Linked DNA regions of Homo sapiens: region 2 is linked to region 1. Evidence: read pairs that join two places in POLR2A ChIA-PET (ENCODE). Cell type or tissue: PC-3. All regions are shown on one strand. Each heading gives the region's core, and the rest is flanking DNA. Links, peaks and the distances in the headings are about the cores only.

Region 1 (8,000 bases), core at 1-8,000:
CAAGTGATTCTCCTGCCACAGCCTCCTGAATAGCTGGAAGTATAGACATGGGCCACTGTGGCTGGCTTTGGCCTACACATATTTTTTAGTTTTTGAATTAGTTGCCAAAATTTTAAAATCTCAAAATTTTGTACAATCGGGTTTTCAGCTTCTCTTGAAAAATCAAGCGTGGCAACACTGGGCTCCTATTCTTGTTTGGCAACAACTAACCACAGCAGAGGAATGACTGACCTTTAGGTGAGAGAGGAATTCTCTAGATTATTATAATCTCAACACTACCTATTTTTCTTGCTCCTAAAAAATTATCTGTTTAGCCTCATAGGCATTTGAATTTTCAAAACCTGGTCTAAAAATCGTATAGTAGTAAAACCAAAGCTAGCGTCTCTTGACTTATAGCCCATTTATCTTATTATTATACCTCTATAAATATGGTAAATTATGTTGTACTGATAATTATTCAAGAGATAGTCTCGTAGTACACAATATGTATTTTAAAACACTGAATTCCTAACTGAATTTAAAGTCTTGTATATAAATTTTGCTTGCCAGAGTGCTAAGAGAAAGTGATGACCAGTTTGAAAGCATGTAAGGGGTGCTGTGATGATGCCTTTTGTGAATTCATTTTTTTAAATCACTGTGTATATAATTTTGTTTTCCTTTTTCAGTGACAATATAGAGAGACCTGTTAGAAGACGGCATTCTTCAGTAAGAAAGACTTTCTTGAATTAATAATTGTCAGCTTTTATTTAATGATAACCATATATCACAGTAGTTTTGACTGTGGCTTCACCATCCTACCCTTACTGGCTTCCTGTTGCTCTCTAGATAAAGACTCAAATATTTAACGTGGTTATACAATTCTGTAAATATACCAAAATTCATACTTTATGAATTTTGTAGTAATTTTATGAATTTTATGCTATGTAAGTTATACTTCAATAAAGCTGTTTAAAAGATATGTTTAACCTGTGGTACAAAGCTGTTGCAAGAGACAGAAGACCTACCCAAACTGCTTTTGTGTTTTTGAGATAGAGTCTCGCTCTGTCGCCCAGGCTGGAGCGCAGTGGTGTGATCTCGGCTCACTGTAACCTCCGCCTCCTGGGTTCAAGCGATTCTCGTGTTTCAGCCACCTGAGTAGCTGGAATTACAAGCATGTACCACGTGTGGCTAATTTTTTTATTTTTTAGAAGAGATGAGGTTTTGCCATGTTGCCCAGGCTGGTCTCAAACTCCTGGCCTCAAGTGATCCTCCTGCCTCAGCCTCCCAAAGCGCTGAGATTACAGGCGTGAGCCACTGTGCCCAGCCCAAACTGCTTTAAGCACAAAATGTGTTGGGTTATGATACTAAAAAATCCAACGAAGGGATGGCTTTAGGCACACTTACTGACCAGAGATTCTAACCATGACACCAGTACTAGGATTTCCTTTTGCTTTTTCTACTCTTAGTGCTTCCTCTGGGTAATCTCCAGCAGATAGATTCTTTCCCTATAATTACTGTGATACATCTAGCTCTTTTACTTCCAGGCCCAAGTCCTACGTGAAGAATAGTGTCTTTTTCCTGAAAACAGAAAAGACTCAGAATTGAATCATGTTAGCTTGATTATCCTGATATGGGTCAAGTCCTCATTCCTGAACAAATCATCATTGACAAGAGAATATCAGATTGTTCTAGACAGAGCTATGTGTTTTACCCTAGAGTTGGTGTGGCATTCACTCAGACCATGTGGGATGAGAGCGGGTAGAATAATTGGAGAGGATGGGCAGGTAGAAGGGAATAGATGTCAGATATTTAAATCTGCCACACGGTATAGCATTGAGCAGAATGAATTTGAGGAGTTTCAGAGTTTTTAATGAAAATTTTAGCTTTCTACCTATGATATAACTTGAAATAAACTGATTCTTAATAGATATGCCAGATTTTTTTTGAATAATTCTAATTGTTACCCTAGATATTGAAACCCCCAAGGAGTCCTCTTCAGGACCTCAGAGGTGGGAATGAAAGAGTTCAGGTAAGTCTTTTGTGCAAATACTTTATAGATGACTATTTTCAGTTATATTTTTAAGTCAAGAAGTTTATTAGCTATTTGAAGAGGAAATGTGTAAGCATCCCATGAGTTTCCAAACACTTGAATATACTGGCATTCTTGATTTTTCATTTTTCTTCTTTTTTCTAGGAATGGCATCTCCCTCTCTTACCCAGGTTGGAGTGTAGTGGCACAATCATAAGTCCCTGCAGCCTTGCATTCCTGGGCTCAATCAATCTTCCCGCCTCAGCCTCCTGAGTAGCTGGGACTACGGCACATGCCATCATACTTAGCTATTTATTTATTTATTTAGAAACAGGGTCTGACTGTTGCCCAGACTGGAGTACAATGGTGCGATCATGGCTCACTGCAACCTCCTCCCCCTGGGCTCAAGAGATCCTCCCACCTTAGCCTCCTGAGTAACTAGGCCTACAGGAACATGCCACCATGCCCGGCTAATTTTTTATTTTTTATAGAGACAGGATTTCGCCATGTTGCCCCACGCTGGTCTTGAACTCCTGGGCTCAAGTAATCCACCCACCTTGGTCTTCCAAAGTGCTGGCATTACAGGCGTGAGCCACTGTACCCAGCCCTTAAAAAATTTTTGTTTTTAGTATAGACAGGGTCTTGCTATGTTGGCTGGGCTGGTTTTGAACTTCTGGGCTCAAGTGATCCTCTTGCCTGGGCCTCCCAAAGTGTGGGTATTATAGGCATGAGCCATCGTGCTGGGCCTTTCTTTTTTCATGTCAGATGTATAATGTGCCAACATCGTAACAAAGTTTGAAGAAAGCACATCTCACACATGCGTGTGAAAACCCAATCACACTTATGAACTACGAAAAGATCAGTATTCTTTTTTTTCAGTAAGAAATATATTAGTCTCTGTTAGTCCCAGTGTTTACCATGTCAGTATTGTCATATTAAGCTCAAGGCTACCTGTAGCATCTTCTAGGGCCTTAATCACATCACTGCTTTGATGCAGAGGGGTTACCATTTCTGATTCTTTATTATAATAAGACTTATGGTTAGGTATTCAGAATTAACCCAGTAAAACTCTCTGTGGATTTTGTTTCTGTCTTTTGATTATTATTATTATTTTATGTTTTTACTTGACAGCAAGCTCATCCTTAATGTCTTTTAGTTTTTGTGTATGGTATTTATGTGAGTAGAAATGTTTGCTCTTGTTAAAGAAGGTGGGGAAGGAAGGTAAAAATAGTGTATTCTAATGAAGAGATGCTCAACATCATTGACCATTAGGGAAATGTAAATCAAAACCTAAATGAGATATCACCTCACACCCATTAGGATGGTTAAAGTAAAAGACAATAACAAGTGTTGATGAGGATGCAGAGAAATTGGAACACTTGTGCTTTCTTGGTGGGGGTATAAAATGGTACAGCTGCTATGGAAAACAGTATGGCAATTCCTCAAAAAATTGAAAATAGAATTGCCATATGATCCAACAATTCCACTTCTGGATATATATCCAAAAGAATTGAAAGGAGAGTTTCAAAGAGATATTTGTACACCCATGTTCATAGCGGCATTATTCACATTAGCTAGAAGGTGGAAGCAACTCAAGTGTCCATTGATGGATGAATGGATAAACAAAATGTGGTAATATATACATGCAGTGAAATATCATTCAGCCTTGAAAAAAAGAAGGAAATTCTGACACATACTACAAAATGTGAAGAAGTAATTCAGAATAAGACTTGATCTCTGGCCGGGTGCAGTGGCTCATGCCTGTAATCCTAGCACTTTGGAAAGCTGAGGCGGGAGGATCACTTGAGGTCAGGAGTTTGAGACCAGCCTAGTCAACATGGTGAAACCCCATCTCTACTAAAAATACAAAAAATTAGAGGTTGAGACATGAAAATCACTTGAACCTGAGAGGCAGAGGTTGCAGTGAACTGAGATCGAGTTACTGTACTCCAGCCTGGGCGACAGAACAAAACCGTCTTGGAAAAAAAAAAAAAAAAAAAAAAGACTTGTCTGGGTGCAGGGGCCCATGGCTATAATCCCAGCAGCACTTTGGGAGGCCGAGGTGGGCCGATCACCTGAGGTCGGGAGTTCGAGACCAGCCTGACCAACATGGAGAAACCCCATCCCTACTAAAAATACAGAATTAGTTGGTCGTGGTGACGTATGCCTGTAATCCCAGCTACTCGGGAGGCTGAGGCAGGAGAATCGCTTGAATCCGGGAGGCAGAGGCTGTGGTGAGCCAAGATCACACCGTTGCACTCCAGTCTGGGCAACAAGAGCGAAACTCCATCTCAAAAAAAAAAAAAAAAGGACTTGATCTCTGTCTATAGTACTCTGGAGATGTAATTCACAGTGATTTTATTAAGAATTATACCATATATTCTCTGCCCTTAGGAATCCAATGCTTTGAGAAATAAGAAAAACTCTCGTCGAGTCAGCTTTGCAGATACTATAAAGTAAGTTGAAAGCAGAAATAACTAAAATATTATAGGTACTGGTATTTTGTGTATCAAACCAAATGTATTGGTACTGACTTGAATAATCTGTTTTGATTAAACATTAGTTATTCTTCAAAGGGTTATTCAGTATTATGTTTAAAAGAGAAACAAAGCATTCCCTCTAAAGTCAGGAACAAAACAATGATATCCAACTGTTATTTGACATTGTACTAGGGGCCGGGTGTGCTGGCTCACGCCTGTAATCCCAGCACTTTGGGAGGTTGAAGCCAGAGGATTGCTTGAGGCCAATAGTTCGAGACTAGCCCAAGCAACTTAGCGAGATCCCATCTCTACAAAAAAAAAAAAAAAAAAAAATTAGCTAGGCATGATACCCTGCACCTGTAGTCCCAGATACTTAGGAGGCTGAGGCTGGAGGATTGCTTCAGTTCAGGAGTTCTAGGCTGCAGTGAGCCATGATAGTGTCATTGCACTCCAGCCTGGGCAACAGAGTGAGACCCTGTCTCAAAAAAGAAAAAAGAATAGCTTCTATATAGTGAGTGATACCTAATATTAGCAGAATTAGAATGAACTGGTCGGATTCAAGGCAGATGTCAAATGCTCCTTGAAGCTTATTCTTAACCAGCCCAGTGAAAAGGGATCCCTTCCTATGGAGTCCATGCTACCATACCTGAACTGTTAATAACAAAAGCCAGTGAAATAATGTTTATAATCACTGTTCTAGCTCTATTTATAGTGGAAGCTCCTTGAGTCAAGGATCATGTGTTTGTATCCCAGGCCCTAGTATGATACCAGGTATATAGTGAGTGTTTAATAAATACTTGTTGAATTAAATGAATATTTTAGGTGATTGAGAGGGATATAATAATTACTAAGTCAGAGCTCATTTAAAAATTATAACCTCTGCAGTAACAAATGGCTCAGAATCTTAGTTAAAAATAAATAAATAAATAAATAAACTATAACAGCATTGTCTCTACTAGAAATAAAAAATATTAGTCAGGCTTGTTGGTGAGGCTACTCGGGAGGCTGAAGTGGGATGATCACTTTAACCTGGGAGATTGAGGCTACAGTGAGCTGTGATCGCACCACTGCAATCTAGACTGGGCAACAAAGCGAGACCCTGTTTAAAATCAAAAATAAAAACAAAACTATAGCAGATTTTATTGTGGTAAACTACTTTTGGCATTTGAAATACTAGGAGTATATGGCATAGCAAAGAGGAAGCTAAAATCAAAGTATTATCTTGACCTATCTCAACACAGACTATAAATCAACACCAAAAGATAATGATTACAAATTGCAGGTTTTCAATAATCTTTATTTTCTCTTCTAGGGTATTCCAGACGGAGTCTCATATGAAAATAGTGAGAAAGTCAGAAATGGAAGGTAAGTATGTTACTATAATTCCTGCTAAATCTGCTTTTTAAAAAATTTTACTGTAGCTATCTAACCAGACAACTAATATAACTTATTGTCTATCTTATTGCTTAAAAAATATATGATGGGCCATGCATAGTGGTTCACACCTGTGATCCCGACACTTTGGCAGTCTGAGGTGGGAGGATCGCTTGAGCCCAGGAGTTCAAGACCAACCTGGATAGCATAGTGAGATTCTGTCTCTACAAAAAATAAAAAATTAGCCAGGTGTGGGGGTGCATTCCTGTAGCCCCAGCTACTCAGGAGGCTGAGGTGAGAGGATCACTTGAGTCCAGAAGATTGAGACTGCAGTGATTGCACCAGTGCACTCCAGCCTGGGCAACAGAGCAAGACTCTGTCTCAAAAACAAAAAAAGTATACCTTGAGTCTTGGGAGTAGAGAGTAGAGTGGATAGTAAGTAAATTTATTTATTTATTTATTTTGAGACGGATTTTCACTGTTGTTCCCCAGGCTGCAGTGCAATGGTGCCATCTCAGCTGCAACTTCTGCCTCCTGGGTTTAAGCGATTCTCCTGCCTCAGCCTCCCAGGTAGCCGGGATTACAGGCATGCACCACCACACCCAGCTAATTTTTGTATTTTTAGTAGAGACAGGGTTTCACCATATTGGCCAGGCTGGTCTCGAACCCCTGGCCTCAAGTGATCCGCCTGCCTTGGCCTCAAAATGCTAGGATTACAGGCGTGAGCCACCACGTCCAGCAGTTAATAATTTTTTTAAATGTTGTTAATGTCCTTAAGTAATTTTTTAAAAATTTTATTGTATTTTTTTTTTTTTTGAGACAGAGTCTTGCTTGCCCTGTCGCCCAGGCTAGAGTGCAGTGGTGCGATCTCGGCTAACTGCAATCTCTGCCTCCCAGGTTCAAGCAATTCTCCTACCTCAGCCTCCTGAGTAGCTGGGATTACATGTGCACGCCACCACACCTGGCTAATTTTTGTATTTTTAGTAGAGACAGGGTTTCACCGTGTTGGTCAGGTTGATCTCGAACTCCTGACCTCGTGGTCCACCCGTCTCGGCCTCCCAAAGTTCTGGGATTACAGGCATGAGCCACCGGGCCCAGCTGTCCTTAAGTAATTTTTCTAATGCTTTATCAGTGTATCCTTGGACAAATTTAATTTTAATTTTATTTTTAGAAACAGAAACAGGAGAAAATCTTCTTTTGATACAGTAAGTAATATTCAAATTATATTTAAAAAGTTATAAATTAATATTATTTTTATTTCTTATTTTTGTGTTCCTTTTGTGGAATACTTAGGATTAATTCAGAAAACCAGTTATTTGCAGAATTTAGTATACTGCTATATCTGATTAATATGGCCATTGTACTGTTTATAGTTTTAATAGTGATGAAACAATATAATATATAAACCTTTATATTTATTAACTAATATAAAACAATAGATAGCAAGTCTTTAGTTTTTTTATTAAATTAATCTTTCTTATAATATTATTACATAGAAAGGCAAATACCAGTAGCTCTTCAACAAATGAAAAGATGGTTATCTTTATTCATCATAAGAGAAGTACAGATTTGATTATATTGAGATATTTTTGGCTGGACGTGGTGGCTCATGCCTGTAATCCGAGCACTTTGGGAGGCCGAGGCTGGTGGATCACCTGAGGTCAGGAGTTCGAGACCAGCCTGGCCAACATGATGAAACCCCATCTCTACTAAAAAAATACAAAAAATTGGCCGGGCACAGTGGCTTACGCCTGTAAACCAAGCACTTAGGGAGGCTGAGGCGGGTAGATCACGAGGTCAGGAGATCGAGACCATCCTGGCCAACGTGGTGAAACCCCATCTCTACTAAGAATACAAAAATTAGCCAGGTGTTGTGGTGGGCGCCTGTAGTCCCAGCTACTCAGGAGGTTGAGGTAGGAGAATCACTTGAATCTGGGAGGTAGAGGTTGCAGTGAGCCGAGATCATGCCACTGCACTCCAGCCTGGGCGACAGAGCGAGACTCCGTCTCAAAAAAACAAAAAAAACCCCAAAAAATTAGCCAGGTATGGTGGCACTGTGCCTGTAATCCCAGCTACTCAGGAGGCCAAGGCACGAGAATCGCTTGAACCCGGGAGGCGGAGGTTGCAGTGAGCTGAGA
Region 2 (16,743 bases), core at 4,156-12,155, 110 kb before region 1:
CTTGCTTTAATATTAAGCACCGCAGCTTTTACAATCCACATGCTATTATTTGTTGACTTCAGAAATGTAGAACCAGGAGGGCATGGTGGCTAACGCCTGTAATCCCAGCACTTTGAGAGGCCGAGGCGGGTGGATTTCTTGGGCCCCAGAAGTCTCATTTTTTTGTAGAGACACGGCAAAGCCCCATCTCTGCAAAAAATACAAAAATTAGCAGGGAGTGGTGGCGGGCATCTGTAGTCCTAGCAACTCAGGAGGCTGAGGCGGGAGGATTTCTTCAGCCCGGGAGGTCGAGGCTGCAGGGAGCCATGATCGTGCCACTGCACTCCAGCCTGGGTGACAGAGCATGACCGTATCTCAAAAAATAATAATAATAAATAAATAGAAATGGAGAATCAACTTCCTGAAGTTTGTTTTTGTTGTTGTTTTGAGACGGAGTTTCACTCTTGTTGCCCAGGCTGGAGTGCAATGGCGTGATCTCCGCTCACCGCAACCTCCACCTCCCGGGTTCAAGCGATTCTCCTGCCTCAGCCTCCCGAGTAGCTGGGATTAGAGGCATGTGCCACCACTCCTGGCTAATTTTGTATTTTTAGTAAAGACGTGTTTCTCCATGTTTGTCAAGCTGGTCTCGAATTCCCGACCTCAGGTGATCTGCCTTCCTTGGCTTCCCAAAGTGCTGGGATTACAGGCGTGAGCCACTGCACCCAGCCTCAAGTTTTAAATTGTAATAAACATTGACCATTTTTGGTTTGCGCTAAAAAAAAATCCTTTCTCACTTATCTACTATTTTAAATTTTTTTCAAACTATGCATAAGAAGATTTTGATGCTTGGAATCCCTGTAAATATTATTCAGTTTAGCTGTGTACCACATAATAGAACACCTCCTCCTCTATCCTTGTAAAGACATAATCTCCTCGGGGTGCTTGGCATAGTGGTTAACAGCAGAGAGTGGGAAACCAGGCAGACTTGGGTTCAGATTCACAGTTCATGACTTGTCTGTATGACACTGGGTAAATTGCTTCACTTCTTGCAGCCTTGGTTTCTGGATGTGTAGAACGGGGTTTGGAGACTTAGATTGGGATAATGCATGTCATACTCTATAAATTGCAGCCATTTGTATAAAGTACTTACTAGCACTATTGTTGGATGTAATCTTGTGAACTAGCAGGTAGAATGAGTGACTGTTGGTTTTAGGTGCAGCAGCAGGTCTTCCTGTGCTCTACTTTTGTAATGGTTAATTTTGCATGTCCACTTGGCTGGGCCACGAGATGCCCAAATATTTGGCCAAACATTATTCTGGGTGTGTCTGTGAGAATGCTTTGGGAAGAGACTAACATTTGAATGAGTAGACTGAGTAAAGCAGATTGCCTTTCCTAATGTGAGTGAATCTCATTGAATCAGTTTAGAGCCTCAATAAAACCAAAATGCTAACCTTCCTTCCAAAGTAAAGGGATAACTCCTTCAGCCTGACTGCCTTGAGTGGGATCCTGGTCTTTTCCTGCCTCAGACTTGAACTGAAACATAAGCTCTTATAGGTCTAAAGCCTGCCAGCTTTCAGACTAGAATTTACACTGTTGCCTCTCCTGCTTCTCAGGCTTTTGGACTCCAACTGGAGCTATACCTTTGATACTCCTGGGTCCCCAGCTTGCCAACTACAGATCTTGGGGCTTCTCTTTAGGATAAATCTTTCTATGTTATGTATATATCCCATTTGTCCTGTTTCTCTGGAGAACCCTGACTAAAACAAACTGGGTCCCACTCTGTCACCCAGGCTGGAGTGCAGTGACACAGTCTCGACTCACTGTATCCCTGACCTCTTAGGCTCAAGCAGTCCTCCCACCTCATCCTCCCAAGTAGCTGGGATCACAGGTACATGCCACCATGCCTGGCTTATTATTATTATTATTATTATTATTTAATTTTGGGCCAGGCACGGTGGCTCATGCCTGTAATCCCAGCACTTCGGGAGGCTGAGGCAGGTGGATCACTTGAGTCCAGGAGTTCGAGACCGGCCTAGGAAATATGGCAAAACCTGGTCTCTACCAAAAAAAAAAAAAAAAAAAAAAAAATATATATATATATATATATATATATATATATTCAGACATGTTGGCTGGAATATGTGGTCCCAGCTAGCTACTCAGGAGACTCAGGTGGGAGGATTGTTTGAACCTGGGAAATGGAGGTTCCAGTGAGCCAAGATCACCATTGTACTCCAGCCTGGGCGACAGTGAGAAGGCCTTTGCTCAAAAAAAATTTTTTTTTGTAGAGAAAAGGTCTTGCTATGTTGCTTGGGTGGGTCTCGAACTCCTGGGTTCAAGTATCCTCCCACCTCGGCCTCCCAAAGTTGAGATCACATGTGTGAGCCACCCCTGGTGTGTTTCTTAAACCCAAAGAGGAGCTTACAGATAGGGAGAAGCAAATACCTGATGTATGAATATAGATAGCTGTCACTGTCAAATAACTGTCTCTGAAAACCCTTCCCTTTAATATATGCTCAGCCTATGAGTACATATGTTTCAAGCATGCCCAAAGCCGTTTTTAAGTACCAACGCTCTTAGTGCAAGGCATTGCTGCTGTCAATATGATGTACCAGTGAGATACTTGCCTTAATGAACACCAATTTGAAAGTTTCAAACACTCTCTATTCTGCTGACATGTATTTCAACTTTTCAGGATCTGCTTTCTAGGTAAAAAGGATAAAATAAAAGGAGGGGTGCCTGCCGCCGAAACCGAAACTTCAGATATCAGCAATTAGGGTTAGGAGATTTTTGGTATATGCACACAGATAAAAGAAGTGTGCTGATGACTATTCAGTACCAAGTGAATGTTGTCAGTGTCTTCAAATGGGTCAAAATGTCTCAAGTATTGAGATCCAGAATGAAATAATCTCCTGCTTCTAACATGATCAGGTATCAAAGTGTGGGTTTTAGTGTGTTTCAGTCCCCAAATCTCCCATTCCCTCGTAGTTCTCATTTGTGGATTGAATGAATGCCGCATGCTTGTGTTTCCATAGCAGACCTTGCCTTGTGGTTTTGAAGTGGTCTCCGTGCTGTTTGAAGTGCCACAGGCAATGGTGGCAAGAACTGGGTGCTGATACATGCTGTGAGTCAGTAGTTCTGATGAAACATCCATCACTGTGATTAGTCTCTTTTTCTGCCACTTCCTGTTCCTAGTAGATCAAAGGGCTAAAAATGCCCCTGTATCAGTAATTGTCTACCAAACCATCTGTACATATAGATCATGCTGTTTAGGTTTGCAGGTATGTACCCAAAATGAAGAACATTTGTCTTGTTGATGTCAGGATATATGTAGCAGTCCTACCAGAATCAGTGCTCCACAGATTCATCAAGAGGGGCACCAATTCTATTTTAGTATGTGGGTTTCCTATTGACAAACAGTGGCTCTTTTTCCATTGAAATATGTTATTCGCCTCAGTGAATCCTAATACAGTGGTTTCAACGTCACAATTGCGTGTGCTAATAGAATACCCAAGCTTCTAGAAAGAGTTATTTATATGCATTGTCTCCATTTCTGAACTTCCTATTCATTCCTCCACTCCAGCCCCCGTCACTCCATAGAATCATTTTCCCCACAGTCATCAGTGACCTCTGTCTCACTGGATTCAGTGGGTATCCTCAGGCTTCTTTCTTGACCTCCCAGCAGGATTCAGTCCTGAGAATCACACTCTCTCTGCTGAAACACCCTCCTCCCTTAGCTTTCTGGACAGCCCTCTCTGCTAGTGTTACTCTTCACTCTCTGACCCCTGCCTACTCTTCTGGCTCTTTTGTGGGTTATTTCCTACATTCAGTCACTGAATGTTGAGGCTTGTCAAGGTCTTCCCCAGTCCTCTTTCTCTTACAGTATGTTTTCTCCCAACTCTCTCATTCTTGCCCAATGTTTCCTTTTTCTCCTCTTTTTTAGAGATGGGGTCTCACTTTGCCACCCAGGCTGGAGTGCAGAGGTACAATAATAGCTCACTGGAGTCTCCAACTCCTGGCCTCAAGCAGTCCTTCCTCGGCCTCCTGAGTATTGGGACCACAGGTGTGCATCACCACACCCGGCTAATTTTCTTTTTCTTTCATTCTTTTTTTTTTTTTAAGAAATGGGGTCTTGCTTGGTTTCCCAGGCTGGTGTCAAACTCCTGGCTTCAACCAATCCTCCTGCCTCAGCTTCCCAGAAAGTGTTGGAATTACAAGTGTGAGCCACCATGCCTGGCCAAATGCCTGATGTTTCAAGTACCATACATGCCAGTGATCTCAAATACAGATCCCTAGCCCAGGGCTCACCCTCTGTGTTACAGAGTCATGTATCCAGATGCTAATTAGCACCACCATTTAGGCATCTCAAAGGTACTTACAATTAGACATGTTCAAAATTCATGCTTTTCTCCCCAAGAAAAATGAGGAGAAGAAGAAGTGTGTTAGTCTGTTTTGCATTGCTTATAAAGGAATACCCAAGACTGGGTAATTTACAAAGAAAGGAGGTTTATTTGGGTCACAGTTCTGCAGGCTCTACAAGCGTGGCACCAGAATCTGCTCAGCTTCTGGTGAGGTCTCAGGAAGGTTTTACTCAGAGTAGAAGGTGGAGGGGGAACATGCATGTCACATGGTGAGAGGGAGCAAGGGAGAGAGGAGGAGGTGCCAGATTCTTTTTTTTTTTTTTTTTTTTTTGAGATGGAGTCTTGCTCTGTCACCAGGCTGGAGTACAGTAGCTCGCGATCTCGGCTCACTGCATCCTCCACCTCCTGGGTTCAAACAATTCCCCTGCTTCAGCCTCCCGAGTAGCTGGGACTACAGGCATGCGCCACCACACCTGGCTAATTTTTGTATTTTAGTAGAGACGGGGTTTCACCATGTTGGCCAGGATGGTCTCGACCTCCTGACCTCATGATCCACCCGCCTTGGCCTCCCAAAGTGCTGGGATTATAGGCATAAGCCACTGCACACAGCCTAAGCCTTGCTTTTGTACTCTATTCCTGTCTTGATGAACAAGACCTCTATTCATGCAGTTTCACAGGCCACACACCTGAGAATCTTGCTTAACCCCTTTTTCTCCCCATGTTCCAGTCAGTCGTCAATCTTGTTTTATCTTCAAGATGCCTCCACTTCTCTGTATCTCTACTCCTTCTCTAGTGCCACAATTAAGGTGATGACTAATACTGTCTTGTGTCTGAACTATTGCAATAGCCTCCTTTCTAGCTTCCCAAATCTCCATTGTCCCATTCCAGCCCAGTCCGCTTACATCCTTCAGTAACTTCCCTCCACTCTTAGGATAAGGACCCATATACTCAGCACAGCCATAGAATAAAGACCTACATACTCAGCACAGCCATAGACCCTGCATGGTCCACCCTGTCTTCCTTTCTCACCTCCACTTCCTAGAACACTTTTTCTAGCCACATAGGCTTTTCAGGTGTCAGTTACACCTGCTTCCCTGCCTACCACAGAGCCTCTGCACATGCTGTTCCCTCTTAAATGCTTTCCCTCCTCTGCTTCTACCTTGCATTGTCTGTCATCCTTCAGACCTTCCCAGTTGTCACTTCCTCAGGGGAGCCTCCTTGACCCCCTCCAGTAGATAAGTTGGCCTGCTATAAGCTTTCACAGTGAGATGCACCTCATCTTTATGGCCCTCCTGTCTATGTGTGATTATATATCTCCTAGGGCAATTATTTAATTAATGGCTGGCTCCCAATTAGCCAATGAATTTCAAGCAGATAGACACCATATATCTACTTGTGCTTACCTTTGTGCCTTCAGCTTAGCTATTGCAAATACTAAGAATGTTAAACTGTTGAACAATAAAAGCGGTTTTTCAATTTTGTTTTAAAGTATTTTAGTGGCTGTGCAAGGTGGCTCATGCCTGTAATCTCAGCACTTTGGGAGGCAAGGTAAGAGGATCGCTTGAGTCCAGGAGTTCAAGACCAGCCTGGGCAACATAGTGAGCCCTTCTCTCTACAAAAAGAAATTAAAAAATTAGCCAGGTGTGATGATGGCATGTACCTGTAGTCCTGGCTACTCAGAAGGCTGAGAAGGGAGGATGGCTTGAGCCCAGCAGTTAGAGGCTGCAGTGAGCTATGATTGCACCATTGCACTCCAGCCTGGATGACAGAGCAAGACCTTGTCTCTAAAAAAATAAAAATAAAAAATGTTTTAGTGGGTTTGTATTTGCATTTCCTTAAATAACTATAAATATAAAGGTTTTCTACTTGCCTCTTTTGATATATTTCTCAATCATGAATGGATCTACAAAAAGGGAGGAAGTGGTAGGCACCCAAAGAGCCAGAGCCTGCAGTAAATGAGGTTTTTGATGTCCCAGGTCTTATTTAAATCCTGAATGTCGGCCGGGCGCCATGGCTCATACCTGTAATCCCAGCACTTTCGGAGGCCAAGGCGGACGGATCACGAGGTCAGGAGATCGAGACCATCCTGGCTAACACAGTGAAACCCTGTCTCTACTAAAAATACAAAAAATTAGCCAGGTGTGGTGGTGGGTGCCTGTAGTCCCAGCTACTCGGGAGGCTGAGGCAGGAGAATGGCGTGAACCCGGGAGGCGGAGCTTGCAGTGAGCTGAGATCGTGCCACTGCACTCCAGCCTGGGCGACAGAGTGAGACTCCGTCTCAAAAAAAAAAAAAAAAAAAAAAATCCTGAATGTCACAGGTGTTACTGCACTTCTGACTCAGTGCTGTTGAAAATGTCCCCCAGGAGACTGCCACTTGTTTCAAGGGACTATGAGCCATGTTACCTCCCAATTCTGGACATTTTCTAAGCTGTAACATCATGTTTTCGTAATCTGACAACCTGCAGCTCAGTTAATGACATAAAACAATTCCATGATCTCTAAGACAAGCCCCCAGCACATTGAAGTCACTGGATGAGACCTCAGCACCATGGGCCCCTCCTCTCCACTGGGCTGACTCTGCCAACTCACTCTCACCTGAAACTGCCCTTGCTGCTCCTGCCTCTGCCATGTCTACCACTCTGTATAGCTGCCCTTTTCTTACTGCTGTGGCCTCTGGCTGCCAAAAAGAGACAGGGCCACTACCCTGGCCCTCATGACATTCAACTGCAGCTGCCATCTCTGCTAATGTGAGAGGAGGGATGGTTTCTCCACTGACATCAAGCCCAGCTCTCTTGAGTCTGGGCCAGACCTTGAATAGTCTGGCTTGTGAACGAGACACCAGCTAGTTCTTCCAGATGGTGTTCATGTGGCCCAGCGCTCTCCTACCTTAGGACGAGTTCCTGCCCACCCAGCTTGCTTCTCTCAGAAGTTTGGGGCAGCATTTTTCTACCTTTCTTATTTAGGATCCCAACCTTTTTTTTGAGACGGAGTCTCGCTCTGTCACCCAGGCTGGAGTGCAGTGGTGTGATCTCGGCTCACTGGAACTTCCACATCCCAGGTTGAAGTGATTCTCCTGCCTCAGCCTCACAAGTAGCTGGGACTTCAGGGGTGTGCTACCACACCTGGCTAATTTTTGTATTTCCAGTAGAGACGGGGTTTCACCATGTTGGCCAGGCTGGTCTCGAACTCCTGACCTCAGGTGATCCACCCGCCTTGGCCTCCCAAAATGCTGGGATTACAGGCGTGAGCCACTGCGCCTGGCCCCCAGAGCCCAACCTTGAATCCCAGCATCCTCTCTGCCATTTCCCAAGACACCCAGTGGGCCTCTGGATAAAAGACGTTTTTGATAGAGAGTTCTGTTATCCCAGACCCCGAGGTGACCCTAGCATAATCCCTGGACACTCCCCTATGCTGAGGCTTCTCCCCTAGACCCCCATTCTATTACATAGTCTGTGCCCCCTCAGCTCAGTCATTACTTTTCTGGGCAGCCTCCTTTGACCTGCAGACCAGATCAGATCTCTGTGGTTTGCTCCCTGATCACTGTGTCCTTCTCCTCTGTAGCTCTTACCACAGCTTGTAATTCTATATTTGATGCATGTCTATATCCCCCTCTATAAGGTGAGGTCATCAAAGGCAGCAGTTCTGTCTTTCTTGCCTACCACTGCATCTCCAGCATGCTGCTCATCTGGTCCGTGGTAGGGTTCAGTATTTGTTGAAGGAGTGAATGAACTATGATTCACTTCATTACGTGTCGGTCTTTTAAAAACATTTATCTTCAATACACCCGTTTCTCTGTGATGGCAAGTAAAACATTTTTGGAGGCAGTCACTAACCAGCATGCATTGCATGTGTGAGCACCACAATATTTTTATACTTGTGGGTTCGATAATCCAACCACATGCTTTATTAAAGTATTTCTTTCAGGGTTGTAAAAAACACTTCATTACTGGCTTGCGGGCAACCTGGCTCTGGGGGAAAAGGGTCGTGTTACCACACTGCAGATAGGTGAGGATACCAGTGCCAGGCAGGGAGGAGGCTGTGAGGATGCCCAGCCCCTGCTTAGGGATACTGCTTCCCCCCCTTCACTTTTGCAGATTGCAGAGGGCTTGAAGAAGGGATGCAGGCAGTTTGAGCACTGAGTGGCACGTATTCCTGCAATCCCCAAAGTCATGAGGGGGCTCTTTGGAGGGGGTCTCAGAATTGGACTGTATGGTTTGATTTCACGTATTTCTGGGTTTGCTTTGTAGTTTGTCAAGTCATCATACTGTATGCTACTGGCAGATGATAATATGTTAACCAAAAACGACAACAAAGCAGTTGTGATGCGAAGGATGAGGCTAGACTTGGAGTCAGAACCATCATCCAGTACATTGGTTCTTGGCACATAGTGAGAAAGAACCCTTGTGGAATGGAAGGAGAAGCTCCTGGGAAGCAGCGTGTGAAGGTGGAAAGGGTCTTGTTGCCAAGGCAATAACCATTCACTTCCATGGAGCACTGGCCAGGGGCAGGTGCTGTGCTGAGCACTTTGCATGCATGATCCCATTTAACCCCACAGTAATCTATGAGGTTTTTTTTTTTCTTTCTCTTTTTTCTTTTTTAGAGACAGGGTCTTTGTCACCCAAGCTGGAATGCAGTGGTGTGATGATAGCTCATGTGGTCTCAAACTCCTGGGCTCAAATCATCCTCCCACCTCAGCCTCCCGAGTAACTGGGACTACACGTGTATGTCATCATGTCCAGCTAAGTTTTTTGTTTTTTGGGGTTTTTTTCTGAGACAGAGTCTTACTCTGTCACCCAGGCTGGAGTGAAGTGGTGTGATCTCGGCTCACTGCAACCTCTACCTTCTGGGTTCAAGCAATTCTCCTGTCTCAGCCTCACAAAAAGCTGGAATTACAGGCGTGCACCATCACACCTGGCTAATTTTTAAATTTTTAGTAGAGACGGGGTTTCACCATGTTGGCCAGGCTGGTCTCCAACTCCTGACCTCAGGTGATCCGCCCATCTCAGCCTCCCAAAGTGCTGGGATTACAGGCGTGAGCCACCGCGCCCAGCCTTTTTTTAAAAATTATTGTAGAGACAGGTCTTGCTATGTTGCCCAGGCCGGTCTCAAACTCCTGGGCACAAGTGATTCTCCTGCTTCAGCCTTCTGAGTCCCTGGGATTACAGATGAGAACCACTCACCTGGCCAATTAGGGTTCTTATCAACATTTTCCATAATGAAACCATGTGTCAGAGTGAAAAAATGTGCCTGAGGTAACACAGCTAATAAATGTCAGAGCCAGGATTTGAAGCTAGTTCTGTTGGACTTGACATCAATCCACGTAACCTTGGGATACACTGGTTATCAGCTAAGTTGCATTCAAGCCCTTGCTCTTCCATTATGGCTGTGTGTCTTTACCTTATTTCTGTGAAAACATTATGTGCAAAATGTGAATAATAATACCTATGGCAAAATATTTCTGCAAAGATTAAATGAAACTGTGGATGAATACTTTAGAACTATACTGTCTGATACAGCAGCCATTAGCCACATGTAGCTATTGAACTTGGAATATGGCTAGTCTGAATTGAGATGTTTTATAAGTGTAAAAAATACACTGGATTTTGAATACTTAGTGGGAAAAAATGTAAAATTTCTCAGTTTTTCTGTATTGAATACATGTTGAAACGATAATATTTTGGATATACTGGGTTAAATAAAATACATTACTAAAATTAATTTCACCTGTTCCTTTTTACTTTTTAAATGTGATTACTAGAAATTTAAAATTATATATGTGACTCACATTACATTTCTATTGTACAGCACTGCTCTGGAGCCCTATAAATATGATTTATTATTGTTATGGTAATTTCACTCAGAACAATATTCTATTTCATCACTGAGGTCATCACCTAGACTGAGTCTGCCATAGAATGAGTCACCATTTTTCTATAAATGTGAGTTTTAGTATATAAAAAGATTATAAGTATTCATCTTTTGAATCCAGTCTTTCTCGTATGTATTTTATTGTCGTTTTTCAAATACACAGAGTCTTCCAAGGAGACAGAAGTCCCTATGTCTGGAGAAATTAACCCGTTCAAATATATAAATGACAATTTAAAACATTCTGACCCACATACTTTATTCAGGTAACTGGAGAATAACCTTCATCTTGTGGAGCACAGAATCACTTTTTCCTTGCACATGGTGGAAATAATTCCCTCCCTCCCCCCACATTACTCATCAAATGTTGTATCTTCCAATTCAAAATAATGCCTGAATCATTACTGTTTCAAACCACTATCTGTGAAAGCATATCATTTTAAGGCATGCGTAAAGTTTGTGTTCTTATTTGACCCATCATTCCAGCCTGGATACTCTTGGATCCTGATTTTCTCAATGAACATAATACTATCCCTTTCTACCTTATGTTTTTATGCAAATTTCATTTTAGACTTTCTGTAATTCCTTCAGGTCACTAAATGATAAAAGACGACATGGCTAAAGATAGTTAACTAAATTATAATCTCCATAAGGACAGAAGGCCCAAATTTACATACCTGAAATAGAGGACTGGTCTACATTCCATATTGAAGTTAAATTCCAAGAAAATGCAATTTACAATGAAAGGATTTTTTGTTTTCTTTCGTGGGTAACACTAGCTATTGTAACACATAATCCCAACATATAACAGGTTTAATATAACAAGCTTATTTCTACTACCCGTAACAATCCAGTGCTAATATTACTGGTCAGTTGGGTGCCTTGTGCCTTTCCTCCTCTGGTGATTCATGCCTAGGTGATTCCTCATCACACAGCTTCATTATCCCCTTGGCTTTGTCATCCATGCAGCCAATCAGCAAAGAGAGAACTTGGAGAAGGTACACGTGTTCCTTTTTTTTTTTTTTTTGAGATGGAGTTTCGCTCTGTTGCCGAGGCTGGAGTGCAGTGGCATGATCTCGGCTCACTGCAACCTCTGCCTTCTGGGTTCAAGTGATTCTCCTGCCTCAGCTTCCCAAGTAGCTGGGACTACAGGCGCCCGCCAGCACGCCAGGCTAATTTTCGTATTTTTAGTAAAGACGGGGTTTCACCATATTGGCTAGGCTGGTCTCAAACTCCTGACCTTGTGATCCGCCCGCCTCGGCCTCCCAAAATGCTGGGTTTACAGGTGTGAGCCACCATGCCTGGCCCATATTTCTTTAAACTGGCCTGCAAGTGGTACACAATTACTTCTGTTCATATTCCATCATGTGAATTTATCACTTGGTCCCACCTAGACACAAAGGGAGCTGGAAAGACAGTTCCTGGATGGGAAGCTTTTTCCTAGCAATACACTACACTACAAAGAAAAGCATGAAGTCTGGTAAACAGCTGTCCATCCCTGCTACAACTTTTTTTTTTTTTTTTTTTGAGTTGAAGTCTCACTCTGTTGCCCACGCTGGAGTGCAGTGGGCACAATCTCGGCTCACCGCAGCTTCCGTCTCCCAGGTTCAAGCAATTCTCCTGCCTCAGCCTTCTGAGCAGCTGGGACCACAGACACGTGCCACTGCGTCTGGCTAATTTTTTGTATTTTTAGTAGAGATGGGGTTTCACCATGTTGGCCAGGCTGGTCTTGAACTCCTGACCTCAGGTGATCTGCCCGCCTCGGCCTCCCAAAGTGCTGGCTTTACAGGTGTGAGCCACCGCATCTGTCCTCTGCTACAACTTATACATGGAAATTATTTCTATAAGGATGAATGCAAAATGTTGAGTTGTATTCCAGACTTCACCATCCAACTTACCTACCATTACTGCCCCTAAACACATTAAATAACACTTAAAACACATTGCATAAAATAGGGATAATAAAAGAGTGTGTAATCATTTATTGCACCAAAGGCAGTAGTCATAAAAGTGTACCCCCAAGATGGAATGAGGAGGCATAGGAGGATGAAGGAGTGGCAAGATGACCAATCTCCACATCCATTCACTGAATTGGAGGGCAGATGCAAAGACAGGGCAAGAAGATTCCATATGAAGGAGGCTGTAGTCTGGTCTCCTTATTGCTCTTAAAATTAGTAAGTATCAACTGTTTTCCTCTCAATTTTATTAACAAAAATCATGGTTGTTCGTATTTGCTCTCTCCTGGCCAAAGTTTCTAGATGACTTGCTAGCTGAAAACCTTGGAAAGATGGCTTACCACCCACATTGTCATATGTCATATGATTATGTGCAAATTTATGTAAAATGTGAAAGGGTAAACATGAACAATGACCTCTCATTTCTTTATATTCCCCACAGTGCCTAGCAGTGCCTTACCACAGCAGGCACCTGCTAGATATGTATTGATTTTTGATGGATTTAAGTGGATCCAGTTTGTTATGATTGTGCTTTGAGTCTTCTGTTCTAAAATATTTAAGTTTTGCATATGTTATAGGCATCAATCCTCTTCATGGATACTTCTTTCTTTGATGTGAAATGAGTGCATTTGATAAAAATGTCCTCTAAATTGAGGTGTCCCCATGTCTTTAGTTCTGAATCTGCTATCCAGCTCTGAATCTGGTGATTGGCTAAGGAATTAAATTTGTTTTTTATGTTAATTAGAACATAATAAAGAAAAGTATCTTTTAAAAATCTGAAGATGGACATTTGTTTAAAAAGGCAGTAACAGCCGGCTCACGCCTGTAATCTCAACACTTTGGGAGGCTGAGGTGGGTGGATTGCTTTGGGCACAGGAGTTTGAGACCAACCTGGGCAACATGGCAAAACCCCATCTCTACAAAAAACAAAAAAATTAGCCAGGCGTGGTGGCATGTGCCTATAGTCCCAGCTACTCCACCTACTTGGGAGGCTGAGGCAGGAGGATCACCTGAGCCTGGGAAGGTCAAGGCTGCAGTAAGCCATGATCGTGCCACTGCACTGCAGCCTGAGTGATGGAATAAGACCCTGTCTCAAAAAAAAAGTCACCTTGGATCATATTATCATATCATATGCTTATTTATTGTATGTACTAATGTAGGGCAGGAGTAGGGATCAACATTATGCAATAGATGCTTTGTTTCAAATAGTCTTATACAAATACAATATGTTGTCCGGGTGGTGGGTCATGCCTGTAATCCCAGCACTTTGGGAGGCTGAGGCCGGCGGATCACCTGAGGTCAGGAGTTCAAAACCAGCCTGGCCAACATGGTGAAACCCTGTCTCTACTAAAAATACAAAAATTAGCCAGGTGTGGTGGCAGGTACCTGTAATCCCAGCTACTTGGGAGGCTGAGGCAGGAGAATTGCTTGAACCCGGAAGGCAGAGGTTGCAGTGAGCCGAGATGATGCCACTGCACTCCAGCCTGGGCGACAGAGCAAGACTCCATCTCAAAAAAATATACACACATATATATGTGTGTGGGTATATATGTATATGTATATATACATGTGTATATATGTATATGTGTATATACATGTGTATATATGTATATGTGTATATGTGTATATGTGTATGTATATGTGTGTATATATACATATATATAAAATATATATACATACACACATATATATAAAAAATACGTTCTGCTCTTTTAACTCCTCCCTTAAAATGGGGAGACCTTTCTGTCTATGAATAAACTCCAGCAGCCACAAAAAGAAAAGATGGACATATTTTAACACACTAAAAAGAAAAACTCTCCTGCATGGAAAAAATGCTGTAAGCAAAGTCAAAAGACAATGTAAAATTTGGGGAAATATTTGCAACTTGCATCACAAAAACTTGATTTTTCGACCGGGCACGGTGGCTCACGCCTGTATCCCAGCACTTTGGGAGGCTGAGGCAGGCGCAAGGTGAGGAGTTCGAGACCAGCCTGGCTAATATGGTGAAACCCCATCCCTACTAAAAATACAAAAATTAGCCAGGTGTGGTGGTGCATGCCTGCAGTCCCAGCTGCTTGGGAGGCTGAGGCAGGAGAATCACTTGAACCTGGGAGGCAGAGGTTGCAGTGAGCCAAGATCACACCACTGCACTCCAACCTGGGCGACAGAGTGAGACTCTGTCTCAAAACAAACAAAAAACGTAATTTCTCTGTTACATGGGAATTCTTAGAAATAAAAACCCGAAACTAATAACCCAATAAAAAATGAGCAAAGGGTATAAGAGTTTATACACAGGAAAAAAACACAATGAGCTTTAAATATATGAAAAGATGTTCAATCTCATTCGTAGGATATATGTAAATTAAAACTACACTGAAAACCTTCTTCACGAAAAGTTTGGCAAGCATCCAAACCTTTGATAACACACTCTGTAGGTGAGGGCATAGGAGGGTGATGTGGGACAGCCTCTGCAGAGAGCAATTTGACAATATCTCTCAAAACTGCAAATGCACTTCCTTCCATCCAGCAGACTCCACTTTAGAAATTTACCTTAAAGATAAACTTATGTGTAAAATGACATGTATAATAGGTTATTCACTGCATTATTGTTTGTAATGGCAAAACATTGGAAACAACCTAAATGCCCACAGATAAAAGGACTGGAAAATTAAGTTATGGTACATTCATACAGTGAGATAATATCGTATTATTTGAAAAATATTTTTTAATGAGAAAGCTCTCTATAAGCTGATATATAAAGATTTTCAGCTGGGCAAGGTGGCTAACACCTATAATCTCAGCACTTTGGGAGGCCGAGGTGAGAAGACTGCTTGAAGCCAGGAGTTTGAGACCAGCCTGGGCAACAAAGTGAGCCCCATCTCTACGAAAAAATAAAAATAGCTGGACGTGGTGGCACATTCCTGTAGTCTCAGCTACTCAGGAGGATGAGGTGAGAGGATCTCTGGAGTCTAGGAGTTTAAGGTTTAGGTGAGCTATGATTGCGCCACTGCACTCCAGCCTGGGCAACAGAGTGAGACCTTGTCTCTAAATAAATAAATTTTAAAAATAAATAAATGAAAAGATCTTTAAAATATATTAAGGGGAAAAAGCAAGATATAGAGCAGTGTGAAGAGTATGCTATATTTTGTGTAAAAAGGAGGGGAGCTTATTCCTCTGTGTGTGTTGGTGCATAAAGCAACTCTGGGATCAGATTAATAAAGTAGAAGGAAAACAGATGGGAAGGGTGGCTAAGAGATGCCATAGGAAGGAGACTTTGTGAAAATGTTTTAAATATCTCCTGACGGTTGAATCTTGTTAACATATTGCCTATGCAAAAAGTTAAATGTAAAAAAATTCACATGATTTCAGTGAACTTTTTTTGAGACGGAGTCTCACTCTTGTCACCAGGCTGGAGTGCAGTGGTGCAATCTTGGCTTACTGCAGCCTCCGCCTCCTGGGTTCAAGCCATTCTCCTGCCTCAGCCTCCTGAGTAGCTGGGATTACAGGCATGCGCCACCGCGTCCAGCTAATTTTTGTATTTTTAGTAGAGATGGGGTTTTACCATGTTGGCCAGCATGGTATCAATCTCTTGACCTCGTGATCCGCCCACCTTGGCCTCCCAAAATGCTGGGATTACAGGCATGAGCCACTGTGCCTGGCTCAGTGAACTTTTAATTCTACTTTGGTAGGATGATGGTGGTCTTAGGAAAATTTGAATCTTCATGACTAGTGACATAACTACATGGTACAGACCATCCTGTATAGCGAATTGCTTCTTGTGCCTAAGTCTTGTCTTCCCAGTGAAATCAATCGCTGGCCCTCCTCACCTCTTTTGGAACCTCTGCAGTGTTTAACCTGGGAACCCAGTGAATATCTGAGAACAGACAACTGGTTGATTAGGCCTCTCAGACTTTCATTCCATTTCATCATGAACACTTCTCATATATTTACAACTTTTCCTTTCAAGTAAATCAAAATATTAACGTACAAGGACAAGTCAGACAGAAAAAGGCACATAGTTGCCAGGTAAATTGGGCCTCCTCAGAGTGTATCTTCAGGTTTTTAACAAAAGGCAGTTTCCATCTTATTGATGAAAATGTGTTTGCTTTCTATTCAATTACCCATTGTATGTTAGATGGTATTTCGTGGTTCAAATGGCTGTCTGTACAAAATGCTAACATTTAAAATCTATTTCCTCCACTCCTGTTTCAATGTCGACAACTCTATTGTTAGAATCTGTGAGTTGGTGTCTTTGCAACCAAAGGAATATTCAGCTGAGATGTTTGATTTTACTATTCGATGTGATCTCACTTCTCCATGTAAGCAGCTTCCAACAAAATCACTTACTGGAGAAAAGAGAAAAGACCTAACAGTCCAGCGCGCTGTGTATACCGCGGGGGCCGTGTCAGGGGAGCAGGCTCTGGAACACTCCCGCCAAGGCCAAGAGGGCTCCCGCCTCCCCTCCAAGCGGTGGAAACCCGCCCTCCGCCAGACTCTGGCGGTGGGAGCGGCTCCCCCTGCAGGATCTGCAGAGACGCCTCCTGGGCTTTCTGTTCTGGCCTCGCGTTTCCCGGGCGCCTCGG

Evidence for each region. Peaks named below come from ENCODE experiments on the same cell type or tissue, not always from the same donor. Only the 100,000 strongest peaks of a DNase experiment are listed, where the experiment ranks them.
Region 2: POLR2A ChIA-PET joins it to region 1 with 13 read pairs; 3 of 35 experiments call an interaction of 5 or more read pairs at or near these places.

What each region holds. Positions count from the first base shown.
Region 1 is chr15:40,604,445-40,612,444 of GRCh38, forward strand. It overlaps KNL1 (kinetochore scaffold 1), which reads left to right. Exons shown (of 26, transcript NM_144508.5): 3 at 666-705; 4 at 1,949-2,008; 5 at 4,403-4,464; 6 at 5,801-5,853; 7 at 7,034-7,067. LOC124903601 (small nucleolar RNA U13) reads right to left here and starts at 2,868; the gene lies at 2,768-2,868. RefSeq lists a silencer at 6,736-6,947. In PC-3, for the core only: no CTCF peak of the experiment used is centred there; no DNase peak of the experiment used is centred there.
Region 2 is chr15:40,490,556-40,507,298 of GRCh38, forward strand. No RefSeq gene overlaps it. Among named protein-coding and RNA genes, the nearest start is that of CHST14, 28 kb to the left of the region's middle. In PC-3, for the core only: no CTCF peak of the experiment used is centred there; DNase peaks (open chromatin) are centred at 8,056 and 8,546; H3K4me3 peaks cover 613 bases; H3K27ac peaks cover 1,754 bases.